Linked DNA regions of Homo sapiens: all the other regions are linked to region 2. A link is a loop called in an ENCODE intact Hi-C map of the cell type or tissue named here. Cell type or tissue: PC-3. All regions are shown on one strand. Each heading gives the region's core, and the rest is flanking DNA. Links, peaks and the distances in the headings are about the cores only.

Region 1 (10,938 bases), core at 1,352-9,351, 1.3 Mb after region 2:
TCAAGTGATCTGCCTGCCTTGACCTTCCAAAGTTCTGCGATTACAGGCGTTGAGCAAGGCATTGAGCCACCCCACCTGGCCACTTCTTTTAAATTGCATAATTTTCCTGTTCTCTATTTCATCCAATCTAAAATAATAATGAGTTTTAAATACTTATTTTTAACATTTTTTTTACACCTATGATTTGAGAATATATATATATTAGGCCGAGTTTCATTTTTGTTGCCCAGGCTGGAGTGCAATGGTGCCATCTCGGCTCACTGCAACTTCCACCTCCCAGGTTCAAACGATTCTCCTGCCTCAGCCTCCTGAGTAGTTGGGATTACAGGTGCCCACCACCATGCCCAGCTAATCTTTGTATTTTTAGTAGAGACAGGGTTTCACCATGTTGTCCAGGCTGGTCTCTAACCCCTGACCTCAGATGATCCACCAGCCTCGGCCTCCTGAAGTGCTGGGATTATAGGCATAAGCCATCATGCCCAGCCTGAGAATAGATTTTTGACATTTTTAACTTGATTTTCCGAGAAGAAAAAATTACATATTTTTAAAAATAATAAATACATTGAAATCTAGATTTTAAAACATGTTTACTTTCTCTCAAATTTGTTAGAAATGTCACAACAAATAGCTTTTTCAACCTATGAACAGTATTTGTAGAAGGGAAAAATGAGGAAGAAATGGGCACATTTTTCTAGTGATTGAATGGTGGTGTCTACATCTTGAATAATTCTCACTGCATATCGTTGCTTGAATTGTAGATCTGTATGGCATGTGACTTGCCTGGGTCTATGATGTTGTCAACAGAAAGAGTCAAATTCTGTAAAATATTTGAAGAGATTTCTTCTGAGCCAAATATGAGTGACCAATGGTCCCGGGAAATCCTGAAAACATGTGCCCAAGGTGGTCGGGCTACAGCTTGGTTTTATACATTTTAGGGGGACATAAGACATCACTCGATACATGTAAGATATACTTTGGTTTTGTCTGGAAAAGCAGGACAACTGGAAGCCAAGGGTAGAAGGGGGCCTTCCAGGTCATAGGCAGATTCTCATGATGTTGCCCAGATGTCCTATTGTAATTTCAATTGGTTGAGTTTATCTAAAGATCTGGAATCCATAGAAGGGAGTGTCTGGATTAAGATAAGTGGTTGTAGAGACCAAGGCTCTTATTATACAAAGCCTACAGGTAGCCGGCTTTGGAGAGAATAGATTGTAAATGTTTCTTATCAGACTTAAAAAGGTGCCAGACTCAGTGAATTCTCTCCTGGATTAGGGAAAAGACCTGGAAATGGAAAGGGATTCTCTACAGAAGTTAGATTTTTCCCCACAAGAGACAGCTTTGCAGGGCCATTTCAAAAATTGCCAAAGAAATATATTTTAAGACAAAATACTTGGATTTCTTTCAGGACCTGCTATCTGTCATGTAATGCTATACTAGAGTCAGGCTGGATTTGGGTGTCTTATTGCTACAGAAAGTCTTAAGATCTCTATTAATGTTAATGCTGGTCAGCTGTGCCTGGATTCCAAAGGGAGGAGGGTATAATGAGGCATGTGCAACCCCCACTCCCCATCATGACCTGAACTAGTTTTTCAGGTTAACTTTGGAATGCCCTTGGCTGAGAGGAGAGGCCAATTCAGATGGCTGTGGGGCTTAAAATGTTATTTTTGGCTTATGATGTGGAGGCAGAAGTAACCTGTATCACTGTTGTGCCAAAGTCTCTAAGAGCTAATGTGCAGTTCACCAAGTTGTCTCCCTATGAGAGTCAGCCATCACTGCAAACAGCAACACTCCAGGTTGATTGTGGTTCTGTCAGCTTCATCCTGCACCCCAGAGTAAAGATGACATAGTGGGGAGCCTGTCTTACAATGAGCATATAGCAGATGCAAGAAATAAACATTTGCCTTGTTAAGCCACTAAGATGTCAGGGTTGTTTGTCCTGCAGCAAAGCCCAGCTCATCCTGACTGATAAACTTATCCATTCAAGTGATCAGCTTTTGGTGTAAATGCCCCTAAGAAAACTGATAAAGCGGCCGGGCACGGTGGCTCAAGCCTGTAATCCCAGCACTTTGGGAGGCTGAGGCAGGCGGATCACGAGGTCAGGAGATCGAGACCGTCCTGGCTAACACGGTGAAGCCCCATCTCTACTAAAAATACAACAAAATTAGCCTGGCGTGGTGGCGGCGCCTGTAGTCCCAGCTACTCAGGAGACTGAGGCAGGAGAATGGCATAAACCTGGGAGACAGAGCTTGCAGCGAGCCGAGATTGCACCACTGCACTCCAGCCTGGGCAACAGAGCAAGACTCCATCTCAAAAAAAAAAAAAAAAAAAGAAAAGAAAAGAAAACTGATAAAGCCTGATGCACTACCTACCTATGCCTTGCCAAAGAATGGTAATAATCCAAAAACTGTTTAATTTAGACCTTCACTATGCAATGCATATTTTATCTAGGAACACTTTTACTGGTATCAGTGATCAAAATTATAGAGCAGGGGGGGAAATGTGAGGAAACAAATCTCAAATGTCAACATACGTGGGGATCTTGTTTGCAGATGAGGAAGTGCATTCTCAAAGCTGTGTGAATTGTCCTCATCATACAGCTATTTTCATTGTATTCTTTCACAAAAATATGTATGTGGATGGATTCTTAGGTGTTAGAGACGGGGAGGAAAGAATAAAGGAGACTCAAGGCATAGGTGGAAACCGTGCATACAGATGGTATATCTTTATGTGTTGAGCATTTATATCATGCATCTGCTAAGTACTGCAATGGAAACAAGGATAAGACGCACAGACTTCCCTAAAGAAATGTAAAATCTCAATGACAAAGAAACATGTGAAGAAGTTAGTATCTTAAGCAAAATGATGCAATTCATAGTAGGCCACTGTGTACTGGAAAAGTAAGGGCTATTCTATTCCAAAGTGTGATTTTTTTATTGGGTGAGGGGGACCTGAGAAAGCTTCATGGAGGGTGTGATAGTTAATACTGAGTGTCAACGTGATTGGATTGAAGGATGCAAAGTATTGATCTTGGGTGTGTATGTGAGAGTGTTGCCAAAGGAGATTAACATTTGAGTCCGTGGGCTGCAAAAGGCCGACCCACCCTTAATCTGGGTGGGCACCATCTAATCGGCTGCCAGCACGGCTAGAATATAAAGCAGGCAGAAAAACCTTGAAAAGACTAGACTGGCCTAGCCTCCCAGCCTACCTCTTTCTCCCATGCTTGATGCTTCCTGCCCTCAAACATTGGACCCCTGGTTCTTCAGTTTTGGGATTGGACTGGCTCTCTTTGCTCTTCAGCTTGCGGATGGCCTATTGTAATCATGTGAGTTAATATTTAATAAATTTCCATATATATATCTATTTTATTAGTTCTGTCCCTCTAGAGAACCCTGACTAACAGAGAGGAGAGGATATCTGAACTAAGCCTCAGAGGAGGATGAATGGCAAGGAGAAGAAACATGTCTCCAGGAAACTGAGGCCTGAGGGGGTAGTAATTTTTCCCGAGCATATGATAAATGACAGTGATTTGGGAAGACTTCATGGCATGAATGTATGTGAGAAAGTGGGCTTGCGAGAGCAAGATTGGAGGAGTTGGTTATGGAAAGGCGAGTAACCAGATATAGGCTGATAGATGGAGTAAGCATAGAGAAGGGCATTGTTTTGTTTGCTTGTTTTTTTTAATTTTTTAAATGTTTTATAGATATGGGAGTCTTACTACATTGCTCAGGCCGGTCTTGAACTTCTGGGCTCAAGGGATTCTCCTGCCTTGGCCTCCCAAAGCACTGGGATTACAGGTGGGAGTCATCAGGCCGGCTTTTAAAGAAGGGCATTGCAGTAGGAATAGAATGAAAGGAAGAGATGAATGAATGGAAGAGATATATGAGCCATTTCAAAATAAGAATCACAACAGTGGAACTGAGTGGCTGTGGATAAAAGCTAAAAGGGTTAAGTCAGGGTTGGGACCAACAGAACTAGAACAATACTTGTATTTTGGCCCAGATGACAAGGGCTGAAGGGCATCCAGTGAACACCCAGAAACTGAGGACGCTAGACTGAAGCCCAGGGGAAAATCCAAGCTAGTGAGGTTTTTCTCTTATGAGTTATGGGAGGAGCAACTTGGAGGGAACACTTATTGATTGCATCTCTTGTAATATCCACAGCAAAGGCATATGAGGCGAGGCTAGGGAAGGAGATAGAGGAGGAGTGTGGTCAGAGACGCAAAAGGCATCAAATAAAGCTGATGTGGAAGAGAACCAGGACGCTCATTGTGGTATGAAAGTCAAGAGAGAGAGCTTCAGGGAGGTGGGGGATTCGCAGGTTTAAGGAGAAAGCAAAGAGAATGAGGACCAAGGAAAGGCCATTGGATTTGAAGTTTGAGATTTTCTTTCTTTTTTTTTGTTTTGTGACAGAGTCTCACTCTGTCACCAGCGTGGAGTGCAATGGCACCATCTCAGCTTATTGCAACCTCCACCTCCTGCGTTCAAGCAATTCTCCTGCCTCAGCCTCCCAAATAGCTGGGACTACAGGTGTGTGCCACCACGCCCAGCTAATTTTTGTATTTTTAGTAGAGATGAGGTTTCACCATGTTGGCCAGGCTGGTGTCGATCTCTTGACCTCGTGATCCACCTGCCTCTGCCTCCCAAAGTGCTGAGATTACAGGCGTGACCCACTGCACCCGGCCTGAACTTTGGGATTCTCTTGGTGGTTGTAGAGAATGCACTTCATTAGCTTTAGATTCTGGGACAGTCACATTATAAAAGACAAGGGGAAATAAAGAGGGTATACAGGACACTGGTGTATACTGTCCACTCCAGATCAGTGGATGAAGAGGATCTGCACCCTAAGGGGACAGCAGATTTATCCCATTGCTTTGTTGTGTTGCTTTGTCGAGATGGGAGATACCTGAAAGCAGAAGGAAAGCAACATAGGAAGACGCTCAAAAATAATGATTTTCTTAAATGCACATGATAATTTATGGCTGACACTGACATTTTCTCAGTTACCTTTCATAATAACATTAGAGAAATGACATAAGGTTGCAGAGTGGGGGGCAGTGGGTTTCTTCTGACTCCACTTCGGTTCCCTTCATAGCATGAACACATTTGTAAGGGAGAAAACGAGGCAGGAATGATGCACATTCCGAGGGTGGGAGTGAAGAATTAGGAGTCACAGGTAGGTTAGCATGTGGAAGAGAAGGTGACTGAAACCAGAGGCAGAGAGGAGAAAGTGGACTGAGATTTACATGTTTTACTCCCTGAAGAGACTAGCAGTCCCTATTTCCACCAAGGGCAGAAACATTCAAACATTCTGCATACCTTTCCTTTTATGCATGAAATAAAATACTGGCATTTGAAGGAAGAGGTTGATAATGTTTATTTCTTAGAACATTCAAGCTTGGCAGTTATGTGACTTATCTCTAGAGCCTCTCAGAAGTCTCTGGGGACGCAGGAGTCTTTGGAGACTCACACTTTCTGCAAAAGTGCAGAAAGAAATACAATTACTTAATGAATACCTACTGTGTACTCAGCAAATCCTTTATCTGTCACTTGTGTTAATTTCTAGAAATTACATAACTAAGAGTCTCCATGAATTGCACTTGTTTTCTTAAGAGGGAAAGAGAAAAAAATACCTTCTTTCCTTACCATTTAAGCCAGTGCTTTTTAAACCAGGATCTGACACTCCGTAGGTGACCATAGATGTAGTATCACAGATCCGTCTGTTTCCAAAATGTTACATTCTGATTTTAAGATCCCCTGAAAGTTGAAATTTCTCTTTTGCTGCAACAACTCACACTTGAGAAAAATTTTCACAGGAGACTTTATTTTCTTAAAGCAGAGTTTGTTAATATGAATTCTCACAGGACTGTGGCAATTCATTTTTCTTTTAATGCGTTCATTACTCTAGACCAAGACATCAATTTTTGTGCAAACCTTGTTTCCTGCTGCCACCTGGTGGAAGCCACATAAGAGTTTTACAGAGGCTTTGGTGGTGCTAGGAGAGGGGCCAGGGCTCTTCCTCAGTCACAGAATCCCACACAGTGATCAAAGAGCAGATCTTTCTATTAAACTCCCTGGCAGCAAAACAGTAGAGGCTTGGCTCTCTGCCCCGGGACTGTGCAGAATGTCACAGGTCGGAAGCCCAGAGCATTTTTCTCTTCTTTTATCTTTAGACTCTTGTGGCTCTCAGACCTTGAATATAATTCTTTGCTGAAAATTCTTTAAAATCATTATCTTTTCTTTCTTCCTTTTTTCTTTCTTTCTTTTTTCTTTCCTCTTTTTTGCTATGCTAGACAGGAAGAAAGAAGGGAATGGCATTTTAATGTAAAGAAGATTGCACTGAAATTATATTACTTGCTTAATTGTATTAATTCACTGCAATAACAATTTAATAATATGACAGGTCATTTACATGCTAATCATTTGGGTCTCTTGTCCAGAGAAATCATGAGGAAGGGCTGGGAAGTGCTCTTATTATGATCAAAATAATCCACACTCTCCTAGAGGAGTGCATAGGTATAGAACTGACATTGTTTGTTTAATAAAGTTTCATTCAAGGCAATTTGGCTGGTTCTTTTATCAAGTGTAATGGGAAAACAAGCCAGTCCTGATGTTAAACACTCCAATGATCCCTCAAGCTTTTTATTCTGTAATAAGTTTTACAGCATTATGTGTTACCCACGACAGTCATTTAGTCGGTCAATTTCAGGCTAGTGATAAAAGTTTGAGTAATGGGAAAGCTGTGTTGATGTTCCATATTCTTTGTGAGATGTCTATGAATTAATGCTCCCAGGTACACACTCAATTTATATTTAACAGCCATTACTAAATGTAATATCTAAGTAAAACCCAGTTATGACCTATATATATGGAAAACTAATTAAAGCTGTTGGAAACAACCTATTTCCCTTTGGATTATTTATGTAAATACATCGAGGTCTAAAAATTCAGTACAAGTCAGATGTGTTCCTGCCTAGGGCTATTATATAAAGCTCAGAAAATTTTATGAGAAAAATGATGATTCTTAAGGATTGAGCTTCAAATGTGAATTTTTCTATTTTATAAGGATATAGCTTGGGTTGTTAAGCATCAACATAGCTTTTCAAAATAGTTTTTTATTCTCACAAGTTTAAAGGCCTTGTAAAATCTCTTCTATTAAATATACATATATACATACATATTACATATACACCAATTGACTAACCCCTCTAAGTGCTGTATCTGAACTAATTTTAAAAGAATACCCGTGTTTTTCAGCTCCCAAATTGAAAAGATTATTAGTTAGTACCGTGATTTCTGAACTTTTAATCAAATTTTCATTCATTTTATAATTTTGAAATTTTGACAATCTGAGAATCTTCTATGATTAAATATATTCTTTCTTCCTTTCTTTTTTCTCTTTCCCTTCCTTCCTTCCTTCCTTCCTTCCTTCCCTCCTTCCTTCCTGTCAGTCTGTCTTGCTCTGTTGCCCAGGCTGGAGTGCAGTGGCATGAACATGGCACACTTCAGCCTCGAACTCCTGGGTGATCCTCCCACCTTGGCCTCCCAAGTGTTGGGATAGCAGGTGTGAGCCACCAAGCCTGGCCTTATAACCAATTAAATGAAGGAAATGATACTATGACACAGACAACCATTTTTCAATCAAGTTATTCTGCCATATTAAATTTTCAGTCACCTTTCTATTGCATTTATTGAATTTCTACTTTTTACCAGTTCTAAGCCTAGATCTGTCTCTCTTAAATTATTAAATGTCTTATTTTCTTATGAAACAACCTTCAGATGTAATACACAGAAGAAAAAGGAGTCTCAGGAAGTTTAGTTTGCCCAACTAGAAATTGAGCACAATTACTTGGTGTGTTGAGGGGGATTTGAAACTATGTCCTTATGATAATTGATAGTTATGATAATTGATGACAAAGGGGTTTTAGAAAGACCTCTTTTGCTTTTAGAAACACTTCTCTTTGCACTTTCTTTAATGCCCATTTTTTAGTTTTATGAATTAAATAATATACATTTATTTAAACAAAAGTATCAACATTTCTCAAGTATCTATAGGTTACTTATCTACTCAATGCAACTAACAATCAAAAACTAGTGCTCCAACAAATTAAATTTTCCAAACACTGAAATATTGATCACAATGTCTCTAAGCATTTCATTGAAATAAAAATTTTGATGTATCTAATTTTCCTAAATATTTTAAATGCATTTCAATATGCAAAACTCTCACAAAATTGTTGTAAATACAAAGGTAATCAGTATTTTTAGATTAAAATCAGTTATAAATGTGCTAATATAGTGAATGTGACCCTTGTCCGGACTCACATTTTTCTTCTTAGTCTTTTCCTGGGTTATATTCTTAACATATCAGCTATTTTTCTATTTTTATAGCTTCTTAGGGTTCAAAAATATTACCATATCCAAATGAAAACTAACTACCTGAGAGCAGCCAACTGCAGGATCTGTGTCAGGATCCAGCTGATTCTTGGTGAGGACACAGATCCAGGTGTCTAAGGAGATTCAGACACTAGCCAGTCATCATCAGATTAAGCTGCACTTAAATCCACATATATCAAATTGTTTTTTTTTATTTTTACAATGGTGCGTTACTACCATGATGTCTTCACAACTGATTTGAGCAGTGTTGCAAATCCCATTTCATTATCCCATCGTTGTGATATATAGACTTGGCCTGTTGGAATACCTTCTTGGAAATTTAAAAAAATAGTTTATTAAGATTATTAGGGCCATTGAAGAATTTCCTCCTAGGAGATAATGCATTGAGTCTACCTTTCAGTCCTCCTCCTCAGAACACGTGCCCGAACTATCATTTTTGAGATCACCATTGATTTCTTTCTACAGCGTGGTCACTGGTACCAATAAAATGCTAGTCTTCATTCCTATCCAGTTATTATGTGGGGCCCCATGTTGTTAGTCTTTCTGATTTCATTATGATACTAAGTTTTAAGGGAAACTTGACTTCCTATTTTTGTGTCTATTGTACTACCCACTATAGCGACTATATAGTAAGGAATATAAATTTGTTTTCATAGGAAATAAAATACCCACATATATTAAATCCCCATTAAACATACCCTATTTCATTTACCCTTCTTTAAATTATAACTATCTTTTTATATGGCTTATATTAACTTTTCTCTCTCAAGCATCATTTTAAGCTAATGACCTTTCAGACTAGACCCAACTTCTTTCAGTCAACCATAATTCATGCTCACTTTCTCCCTCTCTCTCATCAAATCATCGAAATTTGATCAGCAGGAATCTCTTTAACTTGACTCCATTGATTTTTTAGTGTTTTAGTACAGTCTCCAACATTCTTAAAAACATATTTGTTTTCTAGCAATAACAAGATGTCCCAGACTCATTCCAATTTGTTTTGTTTTACTGCCCCAAAACATGGAATCAGCTTCCCTACCATAAGTAGTAAAGAGTAGTAGAGAATACTATTAAAGTCCAAAATCTGGGAACTAGGGATAAACAGGAGAGTTGATGGTAAGTAAAACCAGTGCTGCTGCTTAACTATATTTACTAATGTCAGAGATGGAAAATACAAGTTATTTTAATGTCATAAGCTCACAGTAATTTTTTCCAAATAAGATTATATATTGCTATGCTCTACTTTTCTCAAATTATGTGATTTTATTGAAAATGAAAACTTTTATTTTGGAATTGAAATATTTGACCCTCTTCTTTCTGCTTAGGGGAATTATTTGGAAAGATTTCTTATGCCTAGTTCTGTAGGGTTCCAAACCATGTATACTTTCACAAAATGCATGTGTGCAATAGCACACATGCTATTTCCAGCAGCAAGTTGAATCCTTGTATCTAGCACTGATGGTCAATATGTTTTGCATTTTGCTTTCCCACCTCCAATGAATTAGTATAAACTATGACCTTCATTGATATTTCTTTAGTTTTTATATTTGTATGAATCAGCTACTTCAAACCCTTAATAAAATCTACAACCTCTCCAATAAACCCAAAGTTACTAGATGGAAGGAAACAAAGATTAGAGCAGCAATCAATGAAATAGAAACTTAAAAACAGAAAAGATCAACAAAACTACAAGTTGGTTTTCTGGAAAAAAATAAACAAAATCAATAAAATTTTGGCTAGACTAAGAAAAAAAAAGAGAAGACTCAAATAAATGAAACCAGAAATGAAAGAGGAGACATCATAACCTATACCACAGAAATCCAAAGGATCACAAGAAACTGTTATGAACAATTACACAGCACACATTGAATAAGCTAAAAAAAGAATAAATTCTTAGTCTCATAGAACCCACCAAAACTGAATCATGATGAAACAGAAAATCTAAACAAACCATTAATGAGTGAGGAAATTAAATCAATAAAAAGCCTCCTATCAAAGAAAATCCCAAGACCTGATAGCTTTACTGCTGAATTCTACCAAACATTTAAAGGATAAAATACCAATTTTTTGCAAACTTTTACCAAAAAATGAAGATGAAGAAACATTCTCAAACTCATTTTACCAGGCCAGCATTACCCTGATAACAAAGCCAGAAAAAGCACCACAAGAAAAAAAATTACATGCCCATATTCCTAATGAATATAGATGCAAAAACCCTCAACAAAATACTAGCAAACTGAATTCAACAGCATACTAAAAGAATCATTCATCATGGTCAGGTGGGATTTATCCCAGAGATGCAAGGATGGTTCAATATACAATAATTAATATGATGCACCACATTAGCAGAATGAAGGACAAAACCCATATGATCATCTCAATAGATGCAGAAAAGTCATTTGACAAAATTTAACTTTCTTTCATGAAACAAACACTCAGCAAATTAGGTACAGAATAAATGTATCTCAACACAATAAAGAGCACATACAACAAGCCCATAGCTGACATCATATTCAATTGAGAAAAGTTGAAAGCTCTTCCTCTA
Region 2 (10,938 bases), core at 1,866-9,865:
CTAATGCTAACTGCCCAAATTACACAATTATTCCCAGCGAGTACCTATCATATGCTGAGGAATTAATCTGTAGATTCAGATACAGTACAGTGGCCAAGATTCACCAATAGATTTCTATTTTTTTCTTATACACATTTAACATCAGAATTTGAACATCATAGAAGTTTCAAAACAGTTTGTAGAAGCTACTTAAAATTTGTTTCAGATCTCCTGTAATATACATTTTATTATTTTGACCCTGCAAAGCAAATATCATTTTTATTTATAAAGCCGATGACATAAAAGCTTATTATACAGAAACTTGCATTTCTCATTTCCTAAAACTTGTTTTCTCTTCACATGTTATGACTTTGTTTCAACTTACCATAAATTCACCTTGCTGTTCCAGTTAAACTTGAAATTTATCGTGTACTCCTTGCTGCTAACCAGTAAGTCAGTGAGGAAAATATTGTATGTCAGATGCTTTTCTCAGCTCTATTTTCCTCTCTTGTTGGAATTGCCTTCTTCATTTTTTTGTGTGTTGTATATGATATTCTACTGCATTTTTAAAGAAGAGAGATAACTTCAATGCATTTATAATTCAAAGGTTTACTCATGTTGTTCTTCTGTTCCAGATGATAGATTTTGAACCATTCTTTAACACTGATTTGGCCATCATACCAAAAAGAAATACAGTTGTCCCTCATTATCCGTGGGGGAATTGGTTCCATGACCCCATAGATAACAAGATTCAAAATCCAAAATCGGATGCTTCAGTTCTTTATTTTAAATGGCATAGTATTTTCTATAACCTGCACACATCTTCCTGTATACTTTAAATCATCTCTAGATTACTTGTAATACCTAATACAATGTAGATGCTGTATTGATAGTTGCTATATTGTATTGCTATTTGCATTATTTTTTATTATTGTGATTTTAATGGTTTTGTATTTTCAAATATGTATTTTCAATCTGCAGTTGGTTGAATTCCCAAGGATACAGGGTGAAAGTGTGACTGTGTATGTATAAAAGAAACTACATTTTCAAAAGTTGATATTCTAATCATAAAAAATAGACTGCACTAATATATAATCATAGACCACTAATAGAAAAGATATTAATTGGGATTGAGAATGGAAATCCTATGCTGGCTAAAAAGTCTCTGATGAGCTAAATAGACTGATTTTGCTAAGAGCTACTCTTTCAAGAGCCCACGGGAAATAGGTACTTATTCAGTTTAGTCAAACATTCAGGAATCCAGACCCTTAGTAATTTGAAACTGTGACAGCTACAAACTTGACCAATGTCAAATTTACCTATTTCCCATCAAAATAAATATTTACATAGGAAATAAATCATAAAAACAGAATATTTGGGGATGAAGCATTATTCTTTTCAGTTGTCATTTTATTCGTTTGCTTATTATTTATAGTGTTTTATAATTAACTGCAAAAAACAAAAAACAAGAAATAAAATATATACATTTAAATTCATTTTAAAATTTAAATTTTAAACCATGTTTTAAAAAATCTAACTTTAGATTTTGAAATAACTCAGACTATTTTGCTAATTTGTTTGAACTAGTACAGTCTCATATTATAATAAGATTAAGTGACATTTACTTAGTTTGACTACCCTTTCCTATAGCGAATAAACTGACATTTAAAAAGTTGCTGCTTGCTGGCACTTAAGATTGACTGATGAGGATGTGCAGTCATGGAGGAAGAGCCAGGACTGAGAAAGAAATATAAATGAGGAAAAGGAAGAGAGAAAAGGAGCCAGACAAGACTTGAGGAGAGATGAGAGAAAGGAAATACTGTTTGAGGGTAGAAATAGGATAAATGAAGTCACAGAGAAGAGGCTTTCATTTCCACATCTGTTACTTGACCATGTCCATGGTATGAGAGTTTCATAGTTCTTTTTCTGTTTTTGCAGGCTGCATGCTCAAATATTCTCTATAAAACATAAACCCATCTCCTTACCCTCTCTTCATTTAGCATTTATTTTCAAGATGCTGGCTACATTGGTACATTAATTTCTTATAGATATTTAATGAGTCAGTTCACATTAACTGGTGTTCCCTTGCTTAAAATAATAATAATAAAGATGCTGGTAGCTTGTACCTATGATTTTGGTCACCAAAATACAGGATGTTTTTCCATTACCCAGTACTAATAAAAGGTGAGGTACAGAGGTACAGTAGGTGAGACAAATTCATAGGCTGGCAGCAGCTTAGTTTTTCCTATATTTGACCCCAACTGGAGAAATGTGTATTATTATTTTTCAAGGCTGGGTATAGAGCTATATATTGTTGAGCTGTTTTATTAATATAAATATATAGAGAGTTAAAATTGTTTTCAAAAAGCATGTTAGGAGTTCACCTAATGGGAGTGACTGAGAAGAAGAAAATGCACAGAATTTAGTATAAAGAAATCCCAAATAATAACAATAAAAAAGCATAAAGTATATCTGAAGATTTATGTTCAACAACCTAGTTCAAAATCTATAAGAAGGAATGATGATATTATCACACAGAAAATTATCTTATGTGAGGTTCTAGAACTGACTGTAGGTGTCACACAAAATTTAGACAACAGAGATTCTGAGGAAATCAACATATCCTACATCAAGGAAATAGATTAAAATGTGGTATGGTCTAAAGGTAAGAGGTCTGAACCAATATTTTAAACTACATAATGCAAGATATACTAATATTAGATTCTAAATATTTTTAAATATTTGTGATGTTACTTGTACTTGAACAAATGAATTTTGAACATGCTTCATAATTCTGAAACTCTGCCATTACTTAATGATGCTAAAATATGCATAATATCCTCTCCTCAAGGAATCTCGATGTGTTTTCCAAAATTAAAACTGTGTCCAAACTGAGTTTTCCAAAATCCTTAATTTTGAGTAATGCTGTTATCTTTCACCTCTGGAGTGTTCACAAAATCTATTTTTATTTTCTGAAGGAGTACAGCGTGTATATATTAAACACAGCTAAATGAACCGAGAAAGAAATCCAGATGTTTAACCATGAAATCTAAATTTTGAAAGAGTCTTTTGAAAATATGCTGAAATGTTTTCAAAATATCATGATGATCAAAACAAATTGTTATTGGAATGACCTTCACTGTAAGCAGTATTAACAATCCGGTATTATACAGAAAGCATACATCTTTTTTTGAAAAATCTTTGTAATTTTACCATTCAGTGATAAATATAAATTCCTGAAAATGCCATTCTTACCAGAAAACCAGTCAATATGGTTTTACATTAGAGCTTTTAAAAACTTAGTTTGTGGCCAGGCACGGTGGCTCACGCCTGTAATCCCGGCACTTTGGGAGGCCGAGACGGGCAGATGACGAGGTCAGGAGATCGAGACCATCCTGGCTAACACGGTGAAACCCTGTCTCTACTAAAAAATACAAAAACAACTAGCCAGGCGTTGTGGCGGGGGCCTGTAGTCCCAGCTACTTGGGAGGCTGAGGCAGGAGAATGGCGTGAACCCGGGAGGCGGAGCTTGCAGTGAGCCGAGATAGCGCCACTGCACTCCAGCCTGGGCAACAGAGCAAGACTCTGTCTCAAAAAAACACCAACAACTTGGTTTGAAACATGTATATATAAATGTATATATTTAAATATACATTGTGGCTATACACCTCTACCTTCTCTGTATTACTTATCTATGTTTATAGCTATTTATATACATGTATATGTATGTGCATATATATACATATGCATATATATGTGTAGAGAATAGAACTGTAGTTACTAGCAGCTTGGAAGAGTAGAGGGTAATAGGGAGAGATTGGTTAACAGACGTAAAATTTTAGCTAGAGAGCGGGAATAACTTCTAGTGTTCTATAGCACGTTAGGGTGACTGTAGTTAAAAATAATTTAGTCTATATTTTCAAATAGCTAGAAGAGAGGATTTCGAACGTTCCCAACATTAAGAGATGATAAATGTTCCAAGTGACAGATATGCTACTTACTCTGATTTGATCATTACCTATTGTATAAGTGCACTGAAATATCACTTTGTACACCCTAAATGTGTACAATTATTATAGGTCAATTACAAGCCAAAATAAAAAAACCACACAAATAACTCATAAGAATACAATATAACAATTATTCATATGGCATGTATATTGTATTAGTAATCTGGAAATGGTTTATAGTATGAGGGAGGATGTGGATAGGTTATATGCAAACACTGGGCCGTTTGACATAAGGGATTTGAGCATTCCTGGAGTTTCATATGGAGCAGGGTCCTGGAACTAATCTTCTGCGGATACCAAAGGATAATTGTATAAGAATCTTGGCAGCAAAATTGTGGCAGTTCAGAACTATAAAAAAAAGTCAAAGACAATGGGAAAAAAAGACTCAGTCAGGTGTCCTTATTCTCTGCTTTTGATGGGGCACTGAGACATTGCCTGTGAGGATTTGAGGATTGATTATTTCCTTGTGCTAAGTGTTTTCCTGAACTATGTGTTTTACCTGAACATTGAAAACCTACCACCACATCTGAGGGAAGAACTGTTGTTATTTACCTATCTTTCATGAGGCAACTGACACAAGTAGATATTAACTAACTTGACTGTTAGTTGCTGCTACTAAAGGGCAGAGATGATTCAGAGTGAGGCAGCTGCACTCCAGGGTTCCAGCTCTCAACCGCTGTGCTGCACTGCCTCCCAGGAAATACTGAAGTGCTAAGCATGGTTGCGGGTCTACGGATGATGCATTACAGTTTATGGACAGAAAAATAATCAAATGCTTCATCTGAAGAAATAAAGGATTAAGAACAATAGAACATAGATTCTTCAGAAACTGGATCATATGAGTAAGGTCACAGAAAAGTAAAAAAGTAACATTGTTGAGTTTTCTGCCTTTTCAATAAATTAATGACTTTAGGAAATATCTATTAGAGATATATAATTTTAAAATATACACACATATATATATATAAACTTTTATTCAGGTATGTTAGAGAGAACCAGTAGAGGGAGCTTTTAGCCGTAAGTTTACTTTCTATTGTGAAAGGAATTAATCAAATAATGTGTGAAGAAAAATAAATTCTAAATATGATTATTATTTACGTGATACTTCAAAGCATCCAAAAAATAAATTAAGAATGTTATTTTTTTCAGTTACTTTGGAACTCAGTTACAAGACATATTTTTATTTATAGTAACAGGCAAAATGTATTTATTGTGTACAACATGATGTTTTGATATATATGTACATTGTGAAATGACTAAATCTGGCTAACTATTCTATGCATTACCTCACATAGTTATCTTTTTTGTAGTGAGAAAACTTCACTTCAACTCAGTATTTTTGAAGGACCTAGTATATTATTAATTATAGTCACCATGTTATACAATAGAACTCTTGAATTTATAACTTCTGTTAACTGAAATTTTGTATCCTTTAATGAATACCTCCTCATTCCCCACCAGAAACCCTAGCCCCTGGTAACCAGCATTTTATTTATTTTATTTCTATGGGATGAACTTTCTTAGATTCCACATATGAATGAGATGGAACAGGTATAACGGGTTATGCATAAAGTGCCTTATGTACAGGTTATACATAACGTACCTTATTATACGCTTATAACTTATGTGTAACAAGTATAAGGTGAGATCTCATTGGGTTTTAATTTGCATTTATCTGATAATCAGTGATGATGAACATTTTTTTCATATACCTGTTGGCCATTTGTATGCCTTCTTTTGAGAAATGCCTATTCAGATATTTTGTCTTTTGTCTTTCTGTGCCTGATTTATTTTACTTAACATAATGTCCTTCAGGTTCATCCATGTTACTGCAAATGATAACACTTCGTTCTTTTTTAATGGGTGAATTGTATTCTATTGTGTGTGTGCGTGCATATAGATAGATATACAAACACACATACCACATTTGCTTTATCCATTCATCCTTTGATAGATGCTTAAGCTGATTCAATATCTTAGCTATTGTGAATAATGCTGCAATAAACATGGGAGTGCAGATATGTTTTCAAAATACTGATTTCACTTCCTTTGGAATATGCCTAGTAGTGGGATTTCTGTATCATATGGTAATTCTATTTTCAATTTGTTGAGGAGCCTCCATCCTGTTTTTCACAATTGTACTAATTTATATTCCCACAAATAGTGTGCATGGGTTCTTTTTCTCCACATCCTCACCAATACTTACACTTTCTCATTTTGATAATAGCCATTCTAACAGGTATAAGGTGATATCTCATTGGGTTTTAATTTGCATTTATCTGATAATAGTGATGTTCAACATTTTTTTTCATATACCTGTTGGCTATTTCTATGCTTTCTTTTGAGAAATGCCTATTCAGATATTTTGCCCATTTTTAAATCAGGCTATTTTATTGTTGCTGTTGACTTGTTTGAGTACCTTATGTATTTTGAATGTTAACCTTTTATCAGACATATAGTTTGCAAATAGTGTCTTCCATTCAGTAGATTTTCTCTTCGTTTTGTTTATTGTTCCTTTACCTCTGCAGAAGCTTTTATGTTTCATGCGTTCCCATTTGTATATTTTTACTTTTGCTGCCTGTGCTTTTGATGTCATATCTAAAAAGTTTTATTGCCCTGACCAATATAAAAATGCTTTCTTCTATGTATTTATCTAGTAGTCTCAAAGTTGTGGGTCTTAGATTTAAGTATTTAATCCATTTTGAGTTGATTTTTGTATATGGTGTGAGATGGGGATGTAATTTCATCATTTCACATGTGAATATTCAATTTTCCAAACAGCTATCAGGTTCTGGGCTCTTCTTTGACGGTAGACATTTTATTACTGATTTAATCTCCTTACTTGTTATTGGTCTGTTAAGATTTTCTGTTTTTTTTTTTTCATAATTCACTCTTGGTAGATGGTGTATATCAAGGAATTAATCCAGTTAAGCTAGGTTATCCAATTTTTTGGTGTATAATTTTTCATAATAGTCTTTGATGATCCTTTGTATTTCTGTTGCATCAGTTATAACGTCTCGTCTCTTTGTTTCTGACTTAGTCTTTCTCTTTCTGCCTTTCTTAGGCTAACTAAAGATTTGTTGATTTTGTTTATCTTTCTAAAAAAATCAACTCTTAGTTTTGTTGATCTTTTCTATCACTTTTCTAGTCTCTATTTTATTGATTTCTGCCCTGGTCCTTATTATTTTCATCTTTCTACTAACTTTGGACTTAGTTTGTTTTTGTTTTTCAAGTTTCTTGAGGTGCAATGTTAGGTCATTTACTTGAGATCTTCTTTTTTGATATAGGCATTTATTGCTATAAAACTTCTTAGAATGGATAAAGTAATTCTTAGAATTGCTTTTGCTCTCCCAGGGGTTTTGGTATTTTGTGTTTCCATTTTCACTGGTCTCAAGAAATTTTTTAAAGTTTTCATGAACATTTTTTCACAGACTCATTGATTGTTCAGAAGCACGTTCTTTAATTTCCATGCATTTGTAAATTTTCTGAAGTTTCCCCTGTTCAATCAAACTATTGATTTCTAGTTTTATATTATTATAGTCATAAAAGATACTTGGTATCATTTCAAAATTCTGATTTTTTATGAATTGTGGCCTACCATATGATCTATTTTAGAGAATGAATATGCATAGAATAATGCTTATTCTGTAGTTGTTGGATGGAATGTTATTTATATGTCTGTTACATACATTTGATCTAGAATGTAGTTCAAGTGTAAGTTTCTTTGTTTTCTGCCTGGGTGATCTGTCCATTGCTGTAAATGGGTTGTAAATCTCCTACTATTGTTTTATTGCAGTCTATATCTCTTTTTAAGTATATTAATACTTGGTTTGTATATTTAGGTGCTCCAGTTATGGGTACATACGTATTTACAATTGTTATATCCTCTTGCTGAATTAACCCCTTTATTATTAAATAATGACTTATTTTTACCTTTTTACAGTTTTTGACTTGGAGTCCATTTAATCTTATATAAATATAGCTACTTCTATTCTCTTTTGGTTTCTACTTGCATGGAATATATTTTTCTATTTATTCAATTTCAGTCTATGTGTATTTTTACAGGCAAAGTGAGTTTCCCATAGACATACCATTTAAATCCTGTGATATGAAAATTTGCCTTTTTGATGCTGTCACATAAGTTTCATAAGCTTTTTTTCAGTCCTTGTCATTCTTTATTTTTTTCTTCTGACTTTATATTTTCAAATAACCTGTCTGTAAGTTCACAAATATTGTTTTCTGCTTGTTCAGTTTTTCTTTTGATGCTCTCTATTGTATTGTTTGTCTTTCATTGTATTTTTCAGCTCCAGGATTTCTGTTTTTTTTTTTAATTTAATCCCTCTAATGAATTTCTCATTTTTTTACTTATTATTATTATTGTTTTATTTTGTTCACTTCTCTGTATTTTTTGAAGTTCTCCGAGCTTCTTTAAAATGGTTATTTTATATTATTTTCAGGCACTTCATGTATTGCTATTTCTGTATGATGTCACTGGCACCTTAAAATATCTGTTTGGTGTTGTCATGATTCTCATTGTTCTGATCTTTGTACTTCTATGTCAAAGCCTGTGCATGGGAAGTCATTGCTTATTCCAATTTTTATAGTCTTGCTTTTTCTAGGAAAGCCTTGTGGCAGGCATAGTTCTGGGGCGCATCAGACTCCTGAGCCAGTGTTGACCAGTGTAGCACTGCCAGAATCCTGGGTCCTGCTTTAGCTGGTACAATGCTGGGGCATGCCAGAATCCCTGGACAGCTGTGACTGGCATGACACTGCCAAAAGCCTGGAACCCACTACAGCAGGCTAGGTGTTGTGTTTGGCTGGAAGCCCACAGCCTCTGAGAATTGCTTGCTCCTGAGGGCTACCCAAAGCCTGGGACCACTGATGTCAATATGGCAGTTGTGTAGGCCAGAGATAAATTTCACTAAGCAAGCTTAAAGTGTGAGGCTATGTGGTCTCACCTGGTGAGACCTGGTGTCCTGGTGGGTCTATAGGCTCAGTCTGCTGGTACTGGTTCGGAATATGGAGCTATGAGGGGTCTGCTGGTGCAGAGTTTTCCTGTGAGTACCCAGTGTTGTGTCCAGGAAAAATCCTGTGCTCACATCCCTTTCATTCTATCTAGTGGATGGCATCTCTTTCCATACTGTGCTGCCTGGGGTTGGGAGAGGGGTGATGTGGGTATTGTAAAACTGTGATTCCTACCCTTTCAATGTGTCTTTTCTTATTATTGTACTACAACGAGGCACTGTGATCTCTCACGTGGTAAAAAGATCCTAGCCCTTGTGACGTTATTTTTGTGCATAGATAGCTGTTCAGATTGATGTTTCTGTGAAGGGATGCTTGCTGGAGAGTCCTACTCCACTGTCTGGCTCCCACAAGGCATTTTTGACTGCTCATCTGTTGCTGTGCTGGATATTATCATCCACAGGAGAATTGCAAAGATGGGTGCCTAGACACAACGAGCTTATAATTTTGCTGGTAAAATTGTTAGCTTATTAGAAATGTATTGTGAATGAAATTTATACATAATAGTGTATTGGCAATAAGCTTGACAAAGAAGATAAGCAAACAGGAGTTAGAAAGACCAGAGCACAGAGAATAATAGCTGTTCCCGAAAAGACAAAGGATATGAATTTATGGTGAAGACTGTGAAGGGAATTTTCGATGGGAAAATATTATGAGCAACATGGCTGATTTAGGAATGGGCATGGAGGGTGAGGAATCATATACATACAACCAAAATAAAAGGTTAATATGAAGGATATAAGACACAGATTTGAATATTGCATGAGGCCGCAAGTGCTGGCAAGGAGATGAAAGTGATCCAGATGGTAGTAGGAAATAAGAATACATTCTATAATGAGATTGCAGCAGGAATGGAGAGGGTACCGAAGGATGGAGCTAGAGGATAATTAGGAAATATAAAAAATTGGAAGGAAAAAACCCTAACAAGAGGCAATAGCAATAATCCAGGCATGAAGTGATTAACTTTGTTAGATGTGATGTGCTGTTTTTCAAGCCATATAATAAACTCTCCTTACTGAACAAAACAATAATTATGTGCTTTCATTCTCTTGCTTCTCCTTTTAGACTGTGTTAAAAAAAAAAAAAGAAAATTTAAGCTAGTTTTGGCAGTGTTCCAGTGAGCCAGTTTGTGGCATTTTTGTCCATCTGCCTTTACTTTCATGGTTTACTGATTGCTTATTTTGCAGTCTTTTGTTTATTTTATTTATTTCTTCATAAACTAAATAAATAACATTTATCTAAAGTATCAGCTGGATATAATGGGGATAGATGTCCAGGGTAATTTTCCATCATACTTAAAGTCTTCTTTAGGAGTACTTTTCACATTCCACTGCCAACCACTGACCACCAGTATGTTCACCTTTAGCCTTCAGAACTCACGGAAGAATAGGCAAGATTAATCGGATCATAAGGATCATATAGAAAACTTATAAAAATGGTAAGGGTAAAAAATATAAATTGGGGTCTTCAATGCCAGTCCAGAGTGTAATAATGAACAACTGTAAAGTTTATGTATGAGGTGATAATTTTAAGTCAACTCTTTTGAGAGATTAGCATGGGGTTGTCCTTAGAACGGACTGAAGAGCGGAAGATTAGCAGCAGAGAGAGAAATCAGAAGGCTGTACAATAGGATAAGTATGAATTGATTTCAGAGGGAATGAAGAAGATTTAAGTAGGTAATGAGAGAAGAGTAAAAAATCAATGATTTACTAGATGTAAAGACTGGAGAAAAAATGTCAAAGATGACTGATATACACAGTTTAAACGATTAGTACTGTAATAGATATATTCGGGAAACGAGCTAGTATTTAGTTGAAAATTGTGTGTCATTTTTAGGCACATTGATTTTTGGTACTCACAGTTGATATAGGCATATGTACAAATATTTTAAAGCTATTTCTCATATTCTCATAGATTCCATAAAGAA
Region 3 (10,938 bases), core at 1,703-9,702, 510 kb after region 2:
GTGGCTTACGCCTATAATCTCAGCACTTTGGGAGGCTGAGGTGGGTGGATCACAAGGTCAGGAGTTCGAGACCAGCCTGACCAACATGGTGAAATCCCGTCTCTACTAAAAAAAAAATACAAAATTAGCTGGGTGTGTTGCCGGTCACCTGCAATACCAGCTACTCAGGAGGCTGAGGCAGGAGAATCACTTGAACCCAGGAGACGGGGGTTGCAGTGAGCTGAGATTGCGCCACTGCACTCCAGCCTGGGCAATAGAGCGAGACTCCGTTTCCAAAAAAAAAAAAAAAAAGGACACTTTATTGGTACGCATTCATGACTGTGCATACATACTTAAAGTTAATAACCACTCTAATGGGCATAGAAACTTTCTGAAAATAATGACTATATTATGAAGGACAAATACAGTACAGTTTAAGGAATCTTGCTTAATAAATATTTAAGGGTTTCATTGCCATTTCTAGAAGTTAAACAGAACAAAACACATTGTAAATTCTAAACTATTCCTGCAACATGATTTTCCATGAATCTACAACATACCGTATTCATTTTATAGATATCATCATCCTCTTTTCAGTAATTGAAAGTATTTTCCACAATACTGAGTCAAGTGGCGATATGAATATGACAGGTGTGAGCTCCAAGTCGTAATGCATCTTTTTCATATATAATATTTTTTATTTCAAAGTTTTTGGGGTACAAGTGGCTTTTGGTAACATGGATGAATTATACAGCAGTGAATTATGAGATTTTGGTGTATCCATCCTGCAAGTAGTGTACATTATTTCATCTTTGCCACTTCCTAGCCAAGTGATTTTGGAAAAGCTGATAAACTTTTTATGCCTCATTTTTTTAATCCATAGAACGAGGACAACCATAGTATTTAGCCTGGCAACATAGCAAGATGCCGTCTCTACAAAAAAAACATGAAAAACAAATCAGCTGAGTGTCATGGCATGCGCCTCTCGTTCCTGCTACTCAGGGGCCTGAGGCAGGAGGATAGCTTGAACCCTGGAGAGTTCAAGGCTGCAGTGAGCTATGATTGTGCCACCGCACTCCAGCTTGGGTGATAGATGGAGACCCTGTCTCTAATAAAAAGAAAATGCATAGTATTTATTTTATAATGTCGTGGCAATGAGCAAATACAGGTAAACCAGTCACAGTAAAATCTCAATAAACAAGGTGATTAGCTCACTACACATCTACATAAAACATAATAAAACAAAACAACTTTATTTCCTATTTTCCTTCCCAAGCTCCAGGCGTTTCACTTCCAATTTTGGAGTGAACAATTAAGTTAATTACTTACTGTGATTTCACATTACCTACGTTTGACTCAGCTGTCTATCTCCATAGCCTCTGTGGTGTTCGAGTTCCCTCAGTGTGTCACCTTTCTCATTGTCTTAGGAGTTTTCACTGCAGGAGACTCTGCAGTTACGGAGCCCACAGCACTGAGTAGGTCTCAGCCAATGTTTGGTTTGGCCAGCAGCAGAGTACTGACATCATGTTTATTATCCCAACCTCACTTTGTTTAATTACATATTTGTAAAAGAAAACAAATACTGAAGATATATATAAAAATTCTGTGTCGAAGGGCATTATTTCTACATTATGACTCCTTTCATTTAAACATACAGACATTTGGTACCAAAAAGAAAATATATTTGAGCCTTTTGGATTCATTTATTTGGGGGTGAGGTGGGACACTTTTATTTCAGTGTCATCTGTTTTCTCGATTTTGTAAAACTAAATGGTTCCATGTTTATTTGTATGGTTGAATAAACATCATAATGCAGGTGCAATGCCCAGTTTCAGGCAGTAGAGCATCTGTACTTAAAAGACCATCAGATTTGTATTAAGCTGTTGAAATTTGACTGCATAGTTAGGATCAGACGTTGCTTCAAGGTACAAGAATGAAGCAAGTCAATCTTTAACAACGTTTCTCTCTGTCATGGAGGCAGCTACTGTCTTTAAGAGCAAGGACAAACACAATTTTCACTTTGTTAGAATTCTGGGTCATTCTCCCTGAGCTCTTTATATCAAAGCAATGGCATCTCTGGTCCTAGATACAAGCTCTAATTGTTTCTCCTTTTAGAAAATCATTTTTCTCTGCCGGGCGCGGTGCCTCTTGCCTGTAATGCCAGCACTTTGGGAGGCTGAGGCAGGTGGATCAGTTGAGGTCAGGAGTTCCAGACCAGCCTGGCCAAGATGGTGAAACCTCATCTCTACTAAAAATACAAAAATTACCTGGGCGTGGTTGCATGCGCCTGTAATCCCAGCTACTCAGGAGGCTAAGGCAGGAGAATCTCTTGAACCCAGGAGGTGGAGCTTGAAGTGAGCCGAGATCGTGCCATTGCACTCCAGCCTGGGTGACAGAGCAAGACTCCGTCTCAAAAAAAGGAAAAAAAAAAAAAAAAAAAAGAAATTGTTTTGCTCTTTTCTTCCCTATTCTTAGGCTTCTGAACTTTTTTTGTTGTTGTTGCTCTCTATCCTTGCAACTCCTCATTTCAATGTTGAAACAACTGAGAGGTGAAGTCTTCGTAAATATAATCTAGAATTGCTAGATAAAATAAGAGGCCCAGTTAAATTTGAGTTTCAGATAACAAATGATGTTTTAGTGTAAGTATGGCCCATGCAATTCAAATTTGACTTGGTGTACTGTGTTTTTATTTGCTAAATCTGGCAAGCCTAATCTCATATCTAGTTATTGAAACACGTTTATAAAGCAGAATGATGTATAAAAAAATCTGAGTTCAAATATGTTCACTTTTATTTCTTCGCACCATGCAAAACTGCCGACTGTCCTCTTGGATTTGAATTTCCTTCTTTTCCTGATTTTTTCATCGCTTTGTAAATGTTTTTCTTTGACTTTCTCTCCTCCTTACAATGCAATCGACTTTATCATTGTTTCTTCAGTGTCCTGATTCTTTTATTCTACCTCAACATCTTTATTTCCCCATTCATTCTTCTTTGTGAAAAAAGAATTCCAAAATGCTTATTACCTCAGTATTTTCTCTGACACAAGTTTGTTAAGAAATACTCAAATTTTTAATACAGGTCTTTGTTCTACTGAAAAACATTTCCTTTGCCAAGTTTAGACTACATTAAGGACAAATATCATTGCTGTAGTCCATGCACCCAGAACTCTGTAATAAATAGTAGTACCCGCTTCTTCTTTACATGTGTCCAGTTCTGTAACTTCTATTTGGGAATTTTTGTTTAATTATAATCCATGTGTATATTCCTTGAAATCTGTGGTAGTATGACAGAAAACGAGTCTTCATTTGGCTGGTAGATTCTCTAGCCTTTCCCTTTTCAGATTATTTTGCATCTTATTGCCAGCTTTTTAAAAACTGGTACCCCGATCGTTTTGCTGCCTGTACCTCAAAGTTTTCCTTATCGCTCTTTTGATCAAATATAAACTTTAAATTCTTCCATTTATTATTTCTTCTTTGACTCGCAATATACCCCATTCTAATTTGGAACTATTTAAAAATAAGGCTGCTAACTAGAAGTCTCTGCACATTTCTCTACCCATCCCAAAAGTTTGGTCCACTCTACCTTCCTCCTAAGTAAAAAGTTAACAATTCTCCTTTCCTTACCATTAACTTTTTAAAATCACTTATGAGACACTGACTTTGATCAACCCATTGATCTTTTTTCAGGCTACCATTCTTATGTACTTTAACATGTTTTGATGAATTTGTGGTCATTATAAGTATTGAATGTTGTATTCCACACTATGCTTTGCATTTTTTTTTTTTTTTTTTTTTTTTTTTTTGAGAGGGAGTCTTGTTCTGTCGCCAGGCTGGAGTGCAGTGGTGCGATCCTAGCTCACTGCAACCTCCGTCTCCTGGTTTCAAGTGATTCCCGTGCCTCAGCCTCCCAAGAGCTGGGACTACAGGGGCCCACCACCACGCCCGGCTAATTTTTTTGTATTTTGGTAGAGATGGGGTTTCACCATGTTGGCCAGGCTGGTCTCGATCTCCTGACCTCATGATCCACCTGCCCTGGACTCCCAAAGTGTTGGGATTACAGGTGTGAGCCACCGCACCCGGCCTGCTTTGCTTTTTTAAATGTTGCAAATTAGAATTCTTTTGGTTATCTTATCTAATTTTCTATTTTTATGTTATGTGTCAGATAGTCTGGACTTACAGGAAGACCTGTCCTCTTCCAGCACGCACCCTTCCTCCTCCCCCATCATTCCCAATTCACATGACTTTCTAACTTTCTAATTGGGTGCTTTTTAATATTCATGAGCACAGGTTTTAGGTCACACAGCTTTTTATAATTATGGGAAAAGTAAAGGTAAATAGTGGGTGGGTACTCAAGGAGCTCACCTACAAATCAACTTGATTCAATCTATTTAATCTATTGCTTATGTTCTGATTTTTCATCAGTGTCCTGGTCATTGCTTAACAATGCAAAATTTGTGGATAAAAATATTCATGTTAGGTGAAGCTCACTGACTAGCCTACAAATCAGTGTCACCAATTTTGATACATTTTATCCACATCTCCATTATCTGGTTAACATATCATTTTGCAAAATATTAAAAGATCTTCAGGTCACAAAGGGCTGTCATGAACAAAGTTTCTTCTTTTTTTAAATAAACTGAACAGTGTTACTATCTAGTTGGCACCAAGGACACACTAAAATTGTAATTTATAATTATGGGGTTTTTCCTCACAGAAATAAAAATAAATAGGTCTTATTGAAGACATAGACAGTTTTGCTTCTGTGAAGATTTCTCCTTTACACATAATCAGTCTGACTTTTCTCACTCGTTTCTGCCTGAGGTGGAGGTGGGGACTCCATTCTTGACTTAATAAATCTAAATTCTTCAACTGTCATTCTCTCCCAAGACACTTCACCCTTTGGGGACTATGCTGCATTTTCCCATTCTTGCTCTTTGTACATTTCATCCTGGGTCTGGCAAGACCTATTTCAAATATACAAAGTTATCTGATACACACAGGAACCCAACCTACTCTCCACAGAGTGTGGAAGGGTTAAAGAAAAGCCACTTCTGAACATCTCCGCTTTATCAGCTCCCGTTGGGAGATCAGGGGCCAGCAGCCTTCATTAGCCAATAAAAAGAAAATGACGTTTCTTTGCAAGGAGTAGACTTTACTAAGCACCCTATATGTTAAAAAAATATATATTAAATGTTAGTTTTTGTCTCCAAAATAGATATATAATTCTCAGATTTCCTTGTAATTTTCTCTTAATGGCTGATTAAATCTTGACAATATAAAGCAGTCCAGTCATCCACCCATTCACTGGACAAATATTTCTTCCATGTAAATGCCAGGCACCAGTTTAGGTCCTGATGATACACCAATGAACAAGAAAGATGAAGTGATGATCCACCAGGAACTTACATTTTAGTGGGAGAGATACACATAACAAATAGGTAGATGATATGATAAGCAGGGTAAGTAGATGGAGAGCAGATTTTTAAGACTTCTGTGAGCTAAGACCTGATTGAAGAGAGGTTGTAATTTTGTGGTGTCAGCATGATCAGGCCAAGTAATCACTTCCTATTGCCCATATATTTTTTAATCATTTGTTTAAAAATATAATGCAAAGAGATAGTTCTCAGACTGTTTTCTCATATAGAAGATACTTATTTCTTAGATTCTTAGTACTACTCATTTTAATAAGCTATATGAGTCCACAACATTAAAAAATTTACTCTAGAAAGTAAAGCTGGGTAAAGTGACCTCAGTGTAGAAAACTTTTATTATATGGCCACAAAAGGCACTGAAAACGAAATTTCTAGAGGGCCTTAGGGGATTAAAAGGGAAATGTTTAGAAGACATTAAACCTCTGGAGGTTTAATTTTGCAACTTCCCCAAATACTTAGACGACTTCAAAAATAATTTTGCTTTTGTCTAAACTCAGAAATTATATTGTTCTTTTTTGCCCTTGCTGGCCCTCAGAAGAGTATTAATTCTCATTTTGGGAAGGAATTATTTTAATCATGCCATTAAATGAGAGGAAAATATCCCTTTTCTAAAAAAATAAAAAATTAAAAATAAAAACCTCGGTGTAAAGTGGAATTCTCTAGAGAATGCATTGTGCACAAAATGACCTTCCTCAGTGTATTACTGGGATGGAGGGAGTCGTCTCTCTGTGGGGTAGCAAATAAGCCCTGTGGCCCCCTCAATCCACCTCAGCCTCCACAGAGCATCAGTTGCTGTTTCATCCCGGGTTGGTCCAGACAGCCACTGCCAGTCCACTAGAGGGAGCACTTGAGAGGAAACCCATTTGCTTTCATTGATCTAGATCTCAAATAAAATTTCATCTTAGAGGCTGGGCGCGGTGGCTCATGCCTGTAATCTTAGCACGTCGGGAGGCCAAGGTGGGTGGAGCACGAGGTCAGGAGTTCAAGACCAGCCTGGCCAACCTGGTTGAAACCCCCATCTCTACTAAAAATACAAAAGTTAGCGTGGCATGTTGGCAGTAAGCTGAGATCATGCCACTGCACTCCAGCCTAGGCAAAAGAGTAAGACTCTGTCTCAAAAAAAAAAAAAAAAAAAAAAAATTTCATTGTAGAATAAAATCCAATTCCTTTCAGCTTTTATCTTCAAATTTTGGTCATTGTTTGCATTAGTCATTGTTCTTCAGGAAAACAGAACCAATAGGATATATGTATCTGTGTGTGTGTATACACATATATATGCACACATGTATATATTTATATATACAAATATATGCATGCATATATATTTACATATACACATATTTACAATTCTGTAAAATCTTATATATAAATAAGACTCACACATACACATATAACGTGCATATATATATACACATATATATGGCATATATATATATACATATATATGGCATATATATATATACACACATATATATGGCATATATATGAGATTTATTTTAAAGAAGTGACTCATGTAATTATGGCAGATAGCATATCCAAAATTTGCAGGTGGGCCAGCACGTTGGAGGCCCAGGGAAGAAAGACTACTGCAAATCAAATCTGAAGGCTTGTCTGCTCACTAAATATCCTCTTGCCTGGGGAGGTCAACCTTTGGTTCTGTTCAGGCCTTCAGCTGATTGGATGAACTCTCCTCCCTCTACCCTCACCTCAATAAGAAGGATGTCTTAGTTTCTCCAGGCTTCTATAACAAAATAGCATGCAACAGAAATGTATTTCTCACAGTTCTAGAGGCTGGGCAGTCCAAGCTGCTGGCAGATTCAGTGTCTGGTGAGGTCCCATTTCTTGGTTAGTAGAGAGTTGTCTTTTTGCTGTGTCCTCATACGATGGAAGAGGCAAGCCAATTCTCTGGGCCTCTAAGGGCATTAATTACACTCATGAGGGTTCTGTTCTCATAATCTAATCGCCTCCCAAGAGTCCTGCCTCCTAATATCACATTAGTGACTAGGCTTCCACATATGAATTTTAGAGGTACGCAAACATTCAGATCATAGCAGAAGGTGATTTGCTTTACTAAAAATCAGCAACTTAAATGTAAATCTCATCCTAAAATAACCTCACAGAAATATCCAGAGTGATGTCTGACCACCATGGCCTAACCAAGTTACAAGATAAAATCAAACATCATGCTGTTTCTGTATAGTGACACTAAAAATAGTTGCTAAAAACTTGTATGACAAAATAGAAAAATGAAAGAAAGGCAAATTATTTTGGAAAGTTACAGTAAAGAACATAATCTAAACCCAACAAAAAAGTTTCTGAGACTCAATCACTGAACAGAGTTGGAAGAAGCTTTTATTCACTTCATTCCACTGTATTTAACAAGTCTCTACTTCAGTCCCTGTGGGGTTTCTAATATTATAAAAAGTAATATCATAGGTTATAAAGATTTAGAAAGAGTGCTTCTATTTTTGAAATCAATAATCCAGCTAGGACATATTTTCTAGATATTATTATAACATTTTTACATTAAAGATAATTTCTTGTTATTTGAATTTTATTTCCCCTCTCCTCGGGGTTCTTAGTAATACAAATGAGTAAAATTGCTTTCAGTAGGATGCTAGACACATTGTACTGTTTGCAGGTCTGCTAAACAACAGAATCAAGTCACCTCCTTGGCAGGTGACCAGCATTAACTATAATGCCCATCAAAACAGTCAATAAGAATCACAGATCTGTGGCACCATAGAATAATGGCCTAATTAATCTCTGTTCAATTTCCATTTTTATACCTGCTCCCAGATTCCCATTATTTCTTATCTATGAGTTCTTTTCTCATTTGAAAACATCTTCTATGGATTTTCCTTCATTCAATCAGTTGTTTTTACATTCATTCATGTTTGCATTCAAAGATATTTACTAAGAACTTAGTATAGGTTATACATTTATGAATATTATTCAAACACTGAAGATAAAGATTGACTGATTACCACAGTGGACAGAGATACATTGCTGTTAAAAAAATCTGAGTCCTTTAAAAGTTTTTTGTTTATCATTTGCAAGAGTATATGGAATACTGAAGTTTCTTCTAATAATATCAAAGGAATAGTTAAAATGCCATAGGGACTAAATGTTACATATGTAAAGTAACATAGCCATCTGGTCTGTTTCATTCTTATTTCCTTAGGAGAAGAGTGTTAAGCATGCTCTAAAACATTTATTGAGGGCACGTTTTATGCTTACGTTTAGGTTCAGTTTTAGGTATATAGAAATTTTAAAAGGAAAAGGAAAAAAATTTTTAAAAAAAGGTATAAGGGGATGATAAAGAGGAGGCCAGAAAGAAAAGAAAATACAGTTTCTCTCCTTTCAATTCCTTACCATTACTTTACCATTCTTGTGTGGAAGTGGGAGGGCGTATCCACAGAGGGGTAGAAATAGGCAAATACCACATAAAAGGGATAATTGCAGGTTGGATAACCGCACACATTGGAACCAAAACTGCTTCCGAAAAGGTTATAGGATTTAGATAGTGCCAAAGACTAAGTCTGAAACACATTTAAAATAGTTGTTTATTTACAAAATTTGGCACAGGTCCCCGTCTATTGCTACTTTTCTGTCAACAGAGGTTTAAAGTTTTTAGCAGTGAAAGTTTTATATAGTTAAAAGAGACTGAGACAATCTCTGGAAAGCATTTTATTACCATGGGATTCCCTTTTTTGTGTGTGGAAGTGGGAGACCTCCTAATTGGTGTTCAGGTACACTTCGCAGTCTTGGTTGAGTGCAAGGAGGCAAGTGAGCAGCATGGAGACATTCAAAGACAGGAGGATTGTCCTGGGTTAGGGTCAGTGGTATTTTCTCCATCCAGCTATTTTCTGTAACAAAAGGGTTTGATGAGTTACTTTTCTTGTGACCAAACTCTCTTAATAGTCCCTTATGGGGCCGGTGGCTGTCATGGCAGTTTGTCATTAGTAAAGAAGTTGAGACTACTCTAGTTTGGCAAACAATATGAATAAAGTGACAAGGTGATGATGAGCATGCCCATAGTCTTGCTATTTAAACAATGATTATTAGGCCACTCCAGTGAAAGATAATGAGAAATAGAACTTCTGCTTACAGAAGATGAATTTTGAATGCCTAAGGTTTAAATTTAGATTTGATGGGATAGAACTTTGCATATTATTTACATGGTTTTGAAAACAGGCATGAAGAGAGAACAAGGTTGTAAGGAGCTTAGGACAGAAGAGACCAAGCTGTCTTATAATTGAGTCAGGACGAAGCACAGGAATGTTACTTTGAATCAATGCTGGCCTTAATGGTCCACTGATCTATGGGAGAAGAAAAAAAACTTGATATTTAAGCATTGGTGGAAAACACACACACACATACAAAATTTCTGAATACCAGAGACTGAGGGAAATTTGTACCCAACCTAATTAGTTGAAAATACAAAGCAAGTTTCATCAATATAGCTTGTATAGGGTTAAGAAAAATACTTAAGCATTACATGATTGCTGTAGGAGCCCATTTTTTGGAAAATTTCCAGGGACTCTTTGAGTCAACTTGTTAAAAACAGAAGAAAGGCTAGGAAAGAAATAGCTTGTTTTATGCCTGTGATTATAGGATTTCATCATTATGTGGGCCACTGAGTGTTATTTTCTCAAGTTCATGCATATGCAGAGATTTAAACTAAATTTGTGTTCTACTCACCACGTTAAGAGGCACAAGTTATCAAAGTTACTACCAATACATTCTATTCCCCCGAAAGACATTCAAACCATAATTCTCTCAAGTTAAAAAAATTAATATTTTGTAAAGTAACCATTGTCCCTCTTCTCAATATAATCCAAGTGCTAACACCTTTGAACACACCAACAATGGTCTCTTGATTAAAAAGAAACCACATTAGGAAAGTCCTTTGAATAACATAAATTGTCTCCTATAATAAAGGAAGACATTGGAGGTAAAAAAAAAAAAAAAAAAAAAGGTTTCAGCACCAATCTTCAATCTCTCTCTCACACCACAGAAGATTCAGAGCTGGAGTTGGGAAATGCAGTGGACTTGGGTAAACTGAGGTTTTCAGTCTTCATACTAGTCAGAGGTCATAATTGATTGAGTCCAGTTGTGATATAACTTTGGGCAGTAATTTTAGTCAATTGCTTCCTACCAAAGTTCCGTGCTCTTTGCTGGAGGCTCCGTTTCTGAAAAGCTCTCCCTCTGCCCTTCTTTCTTTTTCTCTGCACACACAACCCTCACGCAGCTTTCATGCTGCCTAAATCAGCCTGTGGATTAGGTATTTTCTCATTATCCAGATTAAAAGACAGCTCAGTCTCACAGAGATGTAACTGACTATTTGATTGAAACTGACTTTTTTCCCCATTGGAGGCACATCAGAATCACCTGGAAACTTTAAAAATTCTAATACCAGACCATAGCCTTCCAATTCTGATTGCGTGGATCTGAATGGGGTAGTTCCCTGGTCTTACTCTTCACAAGCTCCCCATGTGATGTTAACATCAGCCAGCAGAGGCTGCG

What was found. Hi-C counts contacts between places; a loop is a spot of excess contacts. Peaks named below come from ENCODE experiments on the same cell type or tissue, not always from the same donor. Only the 100,000 strongest peaks of a DNase experiment are listed, where the experiment ranks them.
Region 1: a loop joins it to region 2, with 12 times the contacts of the local background. A loop is called at or near these places in 7 of 110 quality-filtered maps.
Region 3: it touches region 2 in a loop (5-fold over the local background); 2 of 110 quality-filtered maps call a loop at or near these places.

What each region holds. Positions count from the first base shown.
Region 1 is chr7:148,078,296-148,089,233 of GRCh38, forward strand. All of the region lies in intron 15 of CNTNAP2 (contactin associated protein 2), which reads left to right. Among named protein-coding and RNA genes, the nearest start is that of C7orf33, 510 kb to the right of the region's middle. In PC-3, for the core only: a CTCF peak has its summit at 5,939 (motif pointing left); a DNase peak (open chromatin) is centred at 5,956.
Region 2 is chr7:146,731,984-146,742,921 of GRCh38, forward strand. All of the region lies in intron 1 of CNTNAP2 (contactin associated protein 2), which reads left to right. Among named protein-coding and RNA genes, the nearest start is that of CNTNAP2-AS1, 360 kb to the right of the region's middle. In PC-3, for the core only: a CTCF peak has its summit at 5,008 (motif pointing right); no DNase peak of the experiment used is centred there; H3K27ac peaks cover 634 bases.
Region 3 is chr7:147,239,237-147,250,174 of GRCh38, forward strand. All of the region lies in intron 8 of CNTNAP2 (contactin associated protein 2), which reads left to right. Among named protein-coding and RNA genes, the nearest start is that of MIR548F4, 130 kb to the right of the region's middle. In PC-3, for the core only: a CTCF peak has its summit at 6,231 (motif pointing right); a DNase peak (open chromatin) is centred at 6,275.